Regions from separate parts of the Mus musculus genome. Here region 1 is linked to region 2. The links are chromatin contacts, found by Hi-C or POLR2A ChIA-PET in ENCODE. All regions are on one chromosome and are shown on one strand. Each heading gives the region's core, a stretch centred on a gene start or an enhancer-like site at or near the end of the contact. The rest is flanking DNA. Distances are from core to core; before and after follow the strand shown.

Region 1 (4,646 bases), core at 1,289-3,788, 190 kb after region 2:
AGAGCGCTGGCTTCTTTTCCAGAGGACCCAGGTTGGATTCCCAGTGCCCACACAGTAGCTCATAACCAGCAGTAACTTGAATTCCAGGAGATTTGATGCCCTCTTCTGGCTTCCATGGGCACTGCATGCATGAGGTGTACACACATGCAAAACATTCACACACATTTAAAAAGATAAAGAATATATTTTTCTTAAAATGGAAAGTTGGTGACAGTATTCTAAACAGACAAAAAACGAAAATGACCCATGGTGTTTGTCACTGTGAGTCAGCTTTCCTGTCATGACCGTAAGTCCCTGGGTTGACTGAGTCCAACAGCAGTTGTCCCTGAGTCTTCAACTTTTCTAAAATAACCGAACCAAGACATCAAAATACTCTCCAAATAAAATTTCCTTTACGCCCAATTCTAGGGCCTTCTGCAGAGAGGACTTCAGATGCCCCTTGCCTGTGAGAACGGCAAGTTTATTCAGGATCAGCCAAAATGTTCTGGCTGAGGAGGTCAGCACTCCACTAGCTTAGAATCATGCTATTCCAATATCTTTCTTCCAACACAGAACGTAGAATACATCGGGACTTCAGAGATGCCAGACTTTAGGATGAGATTTAAAAGCACACCTGCCACCATTTCCTCCTGGAGACACATTCACTGCTAGGATGAATCTACACAAGGACCCAGGCTCAGAATGTAGGCCAGAGGAGCACCTTAGAAAATATCCCCGATCCAGGCTGGGGAGATAGATCAGCTAGCCCGAGGACCTGAGGTTGAGCCACTGGCTGAGGTGAGGGATGCTTGTGATTGCTGCTCTAGGAGCAGAGACATGTAGATCCCTTGGGGGGTGGGGGAATCACTGGCTAGACAGCCCAGCTGAGAAACAGTGAACTGAAGGCTAATTTAGAGGGGAAAAAAATAGAATATTACCTTAGGTCTTAGGAATAACATGAGAGAGGGAGGGGGAGGGGAAGAGGAAGGGGGAGGGGGAAGGGGAGGAGGAGGAGGAGGAGGAGGAGGAGGAGGAGGAGAGAGAGAGAGAGAGAGAGAGAGAGAGAGAGAGAGATACAAAAGGCTTTCAAGGAAAAAGGAGCCTAAGGGTCCAGGGTCTGAAAAGGGAGCCAGAGGCACACACAGCTCCTGTTGGTATCTACCCAGCTTGGTCCCTCTATGGTTTCTCCTGGTCCCTCCTCTGCATACATGCTTATAAATACAACTCACATGCCCTGGTCCCATTCTCAAACTGCATCAAACCCAGCTAGCTGCTCAAACGTCCTTGTTCTGAAGGGAAAGGCATCGCTCCCGTTACTCAGTTCAATGACATCAGCCAACACGGGTTCAAAGAAGTCAGCGCCAAGGCCACTGGGTTTGAAAGCATCCTGCCAAGGACCTATCCTCCAGGATGCTGAGGCAGAAGGGCTTGCGAAGAACAAACGTGGCCACAGCAATAAATCAAGAAGCAGAAGCAACTTCAAACACCAGTGTCCTTCCAGGTGTCTCTAAAAACTGGGTCCTTGGGGCGGGGGGGGGGGGGGGGGATATGCTCAGACTTCCCATATAGCAGCAAGAAAGCCAAGGCCTCACAGCCCAAAAATACTGCATACTTAGGGCTTGATTCGACAGCAGGCTGCCATGCTAGCAACTTGTGAGCACTGCCATATCATGGTGAGCGTGTCGCCATTATTGCATATGTATACATGTGGTGCCTGAAGCAACCTTCCCAGAAGCTCCCATGACTACCAGCCATTTGAAATCTGAAGAAACAGAGACCCTGGGAGACTTCTAAGCACAGACCACATGGCTGACTGACACCCTGCCTGCTTATCAGCTGACCTCTGGGCAAAGCTGATTGAGGATCTTCTGTGACCCGTGGAATACCTGGACAGCTGGGGTAAAAAGTCACAGCCACTGGGAAACAGCAGCAATTGTATGAAATGCTGCCTCATCACCAGAAGCTTAGGTGATTCCAAACCTTCACATTCCCATTGCCATCCACCTCACTAGATGCTGGGTCTTAACCCACTCAAGGGCACACCCCAGGGGACACCACAAGACCAGCCATGTACCAAATGGAGAGCACCTCTGACTTGCAAGTCACTCTGCATCCATTTTCACACTTGAGCTTGGCAGCCGGGGCAGAAGCGATTAACCCTGTCTTACTGTAGGATAATATGGAGATGCACAGTGAGTGACACAGCAGGGCAGAATGGTGGCCTGGGTCAGCTCAGAGGAACAACATGTAAAGCTTGAAGTAAGGACATTGCCACTAAGTTCTAAAGGAAAAAGAGGTTGTGAAAGTGTGCCCACCCTTCTGGGGTGGCCACTCTCTGTTTCTCTGAAGTCTTTCTACTGTCCCTCCCCACTAAGACTCCACGAACATGTACATATGCAGTTTGGTGGCCACAGCCTGGCGATTCTTCCTAACATGAGGGGCTTCCTACTCCAACACAGCACAAGCCTGTAAGTGAAGCAATTGTCTCTAAAGACATCACACAGGGACATTAATGAGCTCAATGGCCGGACCTGGCTGCCTTGGGACACTCCCCAGACCCCCACACAGCTGTGTCAACAGCAGCTAAGGAAGAAGCAAGAACTAAGCCTCTCTCAGCCGGCTTGGAAGTCAGCCACTTCTCACCTTCAGAGGAACAATGTTGCCATATTTCTTTGTTTCCATAGATGTTTCCAGTGAATAACCAGGGTCAGTGACTCAGGAAGGCACTCCCCCACCCTCTACCTTCCGTCCAAGCTCACTTCACCGAGGTCAAAAATCACAGATATTTCCATATGTGCTTCTGTGCTATATACTTATGTCTGAGAGGCCAAACAGAAAATAGCATTCTCAGATGTTAACATACTGTTGAAACATGTTGAAGCAGGGACATATAGGAACGACTTCTGTTACCAGGGTTTCAGGGGGAAGAGGAAGTAGTATTTAATGGGGGCTAATAATGTTTCCTCCCCCGGCTAGTGTGTTTAAACACTGGGTCTCCAGCCAGTGATGCTGTTGGGAAAGGCTGTGGCATCTTTATGAGACCTGGCTGGAGGAAATCGGTCCCAGTGGAGAGGGTGGGGCTTGAAGGCATAGCCAGGTTCCACTTCCGGCTCTGAGCTCTCTGCTTCCAGACTGGCAACATTGTAACAAGGATATCTCCTGCCATCACTGTGAGGGACTGTGTCTCTGAACTCAGCCACAATCAATCCTTCCTCCCTTAATTTGCCTCTGCCTGGCATTGTGACACAAGAAGAAGAAACATAAGCAACAAAGTACTGCCATGGTAGAACTGTATACCTAAAACCGTTAAAGGGGGAGGTTTCATGACGGATGTCCTTTACTGTAATCTCAGACATGCGGAAAAAGCTTCATTAGCTCTCTCTCTCTCTCTCTCTCTCTCTCTCTCTCTCTCTCTCTCCCTCTCTCTCTCTCTCTCTCTCTCTCTCTCTCTCTCTTAAATCTCATCACATTGTAAAGAACATAAAAGATTTTATAAATGCATCACACTCTTCTGTTCAAAACCGGGAATTGGAACTTGGTTCTACCTGGAATATTAACTCTGTGTTGAGAGCACCTGGTTTGCCCCCAGTCTCAGGAGCATCGGGCATTTGGATTTCTGTGGCTTATACACTACTGGGTCAGGTCTCTGTCTGAATCCTTTCTCTCTGCTCCCCCCTGCTCCTCTCGGACTGTGCACGGCACTCTAGGGTACTCTCTATCTCTCTGCACAGAGTCCTCCCCTCTTGCTACTATATATCCAGTACAAAATGTTATAGTGATCCACCTATAAGATCATATGGAAAAGTCAAGACCAGTTCTGCATCTTGAGTCATAAGCCAAAGCTCTTTGTGCTGCCAGTCATCCGGCTCCAGACTCTAAAGTAAAAGCATTTGGCACGATTCTCCACCGTTCTCACACAGTCCTATAAGCTGAATGAAGGGCTATGCAATAGCTCCAAGACGCCAACCATAGTTGGGTCCCACACCCCCTCACTCACCCTCTGAGACTCACTAGTGTATATCTCAAGGTGGAGTATGAGACCAAAGTTCCAGGCAGTTGCTGGAAGGACCTCTGTTTTCTATTTCTGGGAGCGGCCATGAACAAGTGTGAATTGTTCCTTCAGTTATTCTCAGAGGACCTGTGTGATGTGCTGTCTTTCCAATGTCTTACTTGGAGGCAAACCCCAAACCAGTAACGAGCTAATGGATTTCTTGTCCTGTGCCGGGCACCCAGCTGTTCCATCTCTCATTTCAGGAGCCCCGCAAAGTTTTCTTGGTCCCCTTGATAGACGAAGGAACTGAGTTTGGTCAGGGTTAAGCAGCTTTGCCCAGACCACACAGCGGCGAGCGAGCGGCAGAGCCAGCCCATGCCCTCCTACTCCAGGACCTCACTTTCTTCAAAGAGATGGGAAAGAGAGATGGTTCTTGCTGCCATAAGACACTGCTTTCAGCCACCCTGTAGCTGCTCTGAGTCTTGGGTTCAGACACAGGATTGATTCCCAGCGCTCACAACCATCTGGAACTCCAGTTCCAGGGGATCTGGCAGCCTCTGAGGACACTGTGTACATGTGGTACACAGACCATATATGGAGGCAAAGCACCCATACACATAAAACAAGTTTCTTTTTTAAATAAGAAACCTCTGGTCCGTCTGTCCCATCAGAATCC
Region 2 (4,651 bases), core at 1,034-3,533:
TGATGGGGATCTTGAGCCCTTCTGTGGAAGTGGACAGCCAAGGCTGTGTCTCACCATTGATCTTAGGGGGCCCGACTTCCCCTTCCGGTTCTGGGGAAGGCTTCCTTTTCCTTGCTGTCCTTGCAACTGGAAAGAGACAGGTATGGAAGAAAAGGAAGATTAACTTTAACGTACCCCCAAAGAGACAGCTCTCATCTTCAAAAACACACATAGTTCTGCACGCAGCTTCAAACATTTCCCCTAATAAAGGGCTCTGAGCCTGCACACCACCTCCAAGGTAAGCCAAGTCATGGGATCCTGCCTGAAAGGCTCCAACCCCAGACCAGCTCATGTGACTGCATTTAGCAGACAGGTTAAAGGGTGACTGCTGCCCTCACGCTTCCATCCAAGAATGTGCTGGGAAAGGAAAACCCCGTGTCGCTGCCTATCAACCCGTTCTGACTCATCCCTGTTGTGCTGGTTCAGCAGAGGGACCACGTTGCCACTAAGCTCTGGTTCAGCCCCGGGCCGACCAGGAAGTTGGCTGTTTGTTGTTTCTGGATTAAGGCAAAACTGTGCATGGAAGAATGGATCCCTACCACCCACCCACCCACCCACCCACCCACGCGCACACACGCACGCGCGCGCGCGCACACACACACACACACACACACACACACGGGTGGGCGGGCGCTCAAACGCTGCCTCTAACCCCACGCCCTCCATCCCTTCTCCCCTCGCCCCGCAGTCGCCCCTACCTGCTTTAGACCCGTTGGCCCCGTTGGCCTCGAAACCCAACAACCTGCCTGCTGCAGTCAGAGCCGGCTCCTTCTTGAACTTGCTCTCGAAGGGCCCCGAGTGGCCGTGCTGGTGCAGCGCCAGGAGCGTGTCCCGCACCGTCTTAGGCCTGCTGGCCCAGTCCTGCTCCCCGGGCGCGCGGCCTTTGCCTGCACCCTCGGCGCTCAGCTCGCTGGCCCCGGCCGCGCTGGATAAGCTGTCGGCCGGACTCCGGTGCGCGGGCTGCGCCTTCTCCTTGCTCGGCTCGCGCGCCTCGTGCTCCGCCGCCGCGCTCGACACAGACGCCGGGCGTTTGTGGGTGCCCAACTCGGCGGGCTGAGCTCCCAGGCCCGGTGTTCCGCTCACCGCGGCCAGTGTGGCCGCAGCACGGCCGCTCAACCCCAGCGCGGCAGAACCGTTGACCAGAGGCACCAGAGTGGGCGGAACGGCGTGTGCACGCCGAGGGTTCGGGCTCTGGCGATTCAGCTCCGGCGGCTCCTCCAGTTTGGAGAACCCGTTGGGCACCAGGATGCCGTTCGCCGGCGCGGACTGCTGCGCGGCCGACTGTGGGAGGCCTGCACCCGCACGCGTGCTGAAGTCGGAGGCCAGGCGCGGGGCACGATCCGGCGCCAGCGGGTAGCGCTCCATAGCCTGAGCGCGCGCGGCCTCGGCGCCCGCGTGGCCCAGCTGCGGCGGCGGCTGCAGCAGTAGGTCCTTGGCCGACAGTGGCGGTGGCTTGGCGGCTGCGGGCTGTGCACCGGTCGGGGAGCGGCCCTCCGGGAAGCAGCCGTGAGCACGCTTCAGCTGGCGGGCCGTCTCGATGACGAACTCCACGCGGTCGGCTCCCTCGTAGTTGACGCAGCCGCGGCACACGGGCTCCGTGAAGTCCCAGATCATGGCCCAGGGCATGCGGGGCAGGTCACACAGATAGCACGACTGGCGCCGAGAGGCGGCCGCCACCGCCACCGCCGCGGCCATGTCCGCACAGCCCGCCGCGCCGCAGGAGGAGCCGGGTGAGGGGACGCCGCCGCCCCCCGTGGATCCCGCGCGCGCGCGCCGGCCGGCCCAAGCCCGCGTCTGCGCGACTAGCGGCGGCGGCGGCCGCAGGCGAGGAGGCGGCGGCGGCAGAGCCCGGGCCGGCGCGGCGCCCGCGCGGCGCCCCCGGGGCACGAGGGGCGGCGGGCGCGCGGCGGGGCGCGCCTGCAGGTCCCCACGGGCGGCGGGGCGGCGCGGCGCGCGCGGGGGCGGCGGCTCGGCCGGGGCCGCGGGCTGGGGCCTCCAGACCGGGGCAAAGACGGGCCGCGAGCGCAGCAGGTCGCGCTGGCGCCCGGGGCGCAGAGCCGCGCGAGGTACGGGGGACGCGGGGCAGCCGCCGGGGCAGCTCAGCCCGAGCGGCGGGGCATGCCGCGCGCGGCGGCGTGCAGCTCGGTCCCGGGCCCCGGCGCGGCCGCTGCACAGCACCCACTGCGCCTCAGCTCCTGCGCCGCCGCTGTTGCTGCTGCTACCGCCGCGGCCGCTCCACTTCTACAGACTTGATTCTTCGACAGCTCTGCACGGCGCCTGCGCGGCCCCCTCCCTCCCTGGCGCGCGCGGCCCCGTGCGCCCGCCCTCCTTCCCTCCCTCCCTCCCTCTGCGCTCTCTCGCGCGCCACCCTGGATTCTTCCGTTTCTCGATCGCGTGCGCGCCGGGACTGAGGCGCAGACCAGTTCACGCGGCCCTAGCGCCGCAGGTGTGCAGCTCGCGTCCCCAAGAGTCCCGTGTCACCCCGCCTACCCAGCCAGGATGCTCCAACCCATGGCCCTGTTCTTTCGATTAAATCGTGCAAACTGTTTTATTTTACATGCAATGCCACTTTATCACTTGGTTACTGGCAGCCTCCTGAGCATGGAATTTGGAGCATAGCGAGGCGCACTTTGGACTTTTCCTTGTTAGCGTCTCACTTGGCTTCAGCTGGGCGCGCGCACGCTATCAACACTCTGCCCTGTTTTGGTCGAGGAAGCAACTACACACTGCCGCTGCCCCTTTAAGTTTTACAAAAACTTAGTGCTCAGGCAGGCCCGGCCTCTTTTGCGCGTGCACTGAAAGGAGGACGCACAGGCCCGAGGCTCCTCAGGCGCCGCCGCCCAGCGTCTTATGTAGGTCTGTGCAGCGAGCGCGTGACGTGGGCAAGGGACGCTGCCACTGCGCAAACTCCACATAAGACGTGCCCAGCGCCGCGGGCCCTGGGGCCGCGCCGAGCTAGTGCACATTCCAGGGATCTGGGCTCTGCAGCGCACCGCGTCACGGCTCAGGACCCGCCCCCGGTCTCTGGCTAGTAGGCCCTGCCCCACCGCCTCCGCGGGGCCGAACTTCGAGTGGCCAACTCTGGGCGCGCGCTGTCCCCTTTGCGCCTAGGGCGTGCGCTGGCGGGTGGACTTGGCTGTCTGTTGTACCATCCGGCTTAGCCCAGTGGGCACAGACGCGCCTGGCAGCATCGCTTCGTTGTTCCCTTCCACGCTGGGCAGTGAGGGCTGCCCAGAGTGGACGGAACACCGAATTGTACACTTTGGTAGGGAGCAGGGACTGGTGTGTGCTGTCAGTGGTCGGTCAGTCAGGCTCTGATTTGAGACCTACTACTCTGAGTAAGAGCCGCTTTTGCTTTTGTGGTGAACAACGCAGGTCCACCTCTCTCCCCAAGATTGGAATGGGCTGGTTAAGTGTGGGAAGAGCAGGGTACTAAGTACATTAGCTTTCCTACAACTGGATTGGAAGGTGGAAAGGGAGGGGGGAAAAATCTGCTGACCTTTTTTTCTCCGGTGGCTGCTATTGAAAAATGCCAGGTTGCTTCAAAGAATAGCCACAAGAGGAAACACGCCCCACAGAGAAGCAGCCCAGAGAGCTGTTTAGAGCACAAGAATAAACCTGTTGGAGGTGGCACAGAAAGCTTAGCGCCAGATGCCAAGGGCGTCCACAGGCTAACCTTGAACGTCTCTCTCGGGGCTTTCCAGAGAAGGTACATCTGTGTCAAGGGCCTCCCCAGCTCCCCTTCCAGTCACAAGCCTGCCTCACCCTCTCCAAGCCTGGAATGGGGCCTACCCGGATCCATTCCCAGAAGCAGCTGGTGCCAGCTGGTTTGGGCACCTGCTCCAGGACCTGTCAGTCTGGTCACTCTCTTCCAAGACCCTGTGTCACTCATCTGAGCACGTGATTTTGACCGTGCAGAACCTGAGTGGAGGAGATGAAGCTGCCCTGACTGCAGAGTCATCTCAGTGCCCTGAGAGATGGCCCACTAGGCAGACACAGAAACATTAAAACAAAGCAGAACCTCCCTTGAAAGCCTGGCCTGATTGTACTCGGTCCACCTGCCAGCAGCCCACAATGCCCTCTCCAGGGAAAGCCGCCACTACAACCCAAAATAGAATTGCCGAGGTACATACAATGTCTGCCTTGAGAAATGCGAAGTGGAGCTTCTCCAAAAGACCGGCATTTCCTTTGTATTTCACACTGGCTTCATGTTGAAACTGAGCTGTTAGAGCTGTGCGCAGGGGGGGCGGGGGGGGGGAGCCTCCCTCCACCCCCTCCAGATGCCTGCCTGCTGGAAAATGGAAAGGCTATTTTAGATCTGGGCTGTCCTTCATAAAAAGCAACCCGGCTCCAGGGGGTTAAGGTAGGTCCTGGATCCAGGGCAGCAAACCCTTATACTGTATCAACAGCCTTTCATGATGCCTGGCCTTTCATGTAACTCCGGAGCCGGTTTTTTTTTTTTTTTTTTTTTTTTTTAATCGATGTATGCTAAGTAAACATAGCTTTGTTTCTGTCTTCCACCCACTACCCTCCCTCCCGCTGCAGACTGGAGCTGGATCCTGTCCAAAGCGGCTGCTGCTGGAGTTACAGCCTGCCTCCTCCACACACAGGA

What was found. Hi-C counts contacts between places; a loop is a spot of excess contacts on that map. ChIA-PET counts read pairs that join two places held with the same protein, here RNA polymerase II (POLR2A).
Region 1: a map of heart shows a loop between it and region 2 (2.5-fold over the local background). The contact joins the enhancer-like site here to the promoter of Irf2bp2 in region 2. A Hi-C loop is called at or near these places in 2 of 37 maps with a recorded cell type or tissue (adrenal gland and heart). POLR2A ChIA-PET finds 5 or more read pairs at or near these places in 2 of 5 experiments (Patski and embryonic stem cell).

Annotation. Positions count from the first base shown.
Region 1 is chr8:126,786,258-126,790,903 of GRCm38, forward strand. No RefSeq gene overlaps it. Among named protein-coding and RNA genes, the nearest start is that of Gm45805, 30 kb to the left of the region's middle. Within about 2 kb of position 2,539, at least 1 of the 3 ENCODE cell types and tissues checked has a DNase peak (open chromatin) inside an H3K27ac peak, as active enhancers do; it is heart, where a contact is called at or near this core.
Region 2 is chr8:126,591,703-126,596,353 of GRCm38, forward strand. It overlaps Irf2bp2 (interferon regulatory factor 2 binding protein 2), which reads right to left and starts at 2,284. Exons shown (of 2, transcript NM_001164598.2): 1 at 738-2,284; 2 at 1-126. The coding sequence starts at 1,734. Gm31546 (a long non-coding RNA gene) reads right to left here and starts at 4,466. Exons shown (of 2, transcript XR_388210.1): 1 at 4,173-4,466; 2 at 2,563-3,960.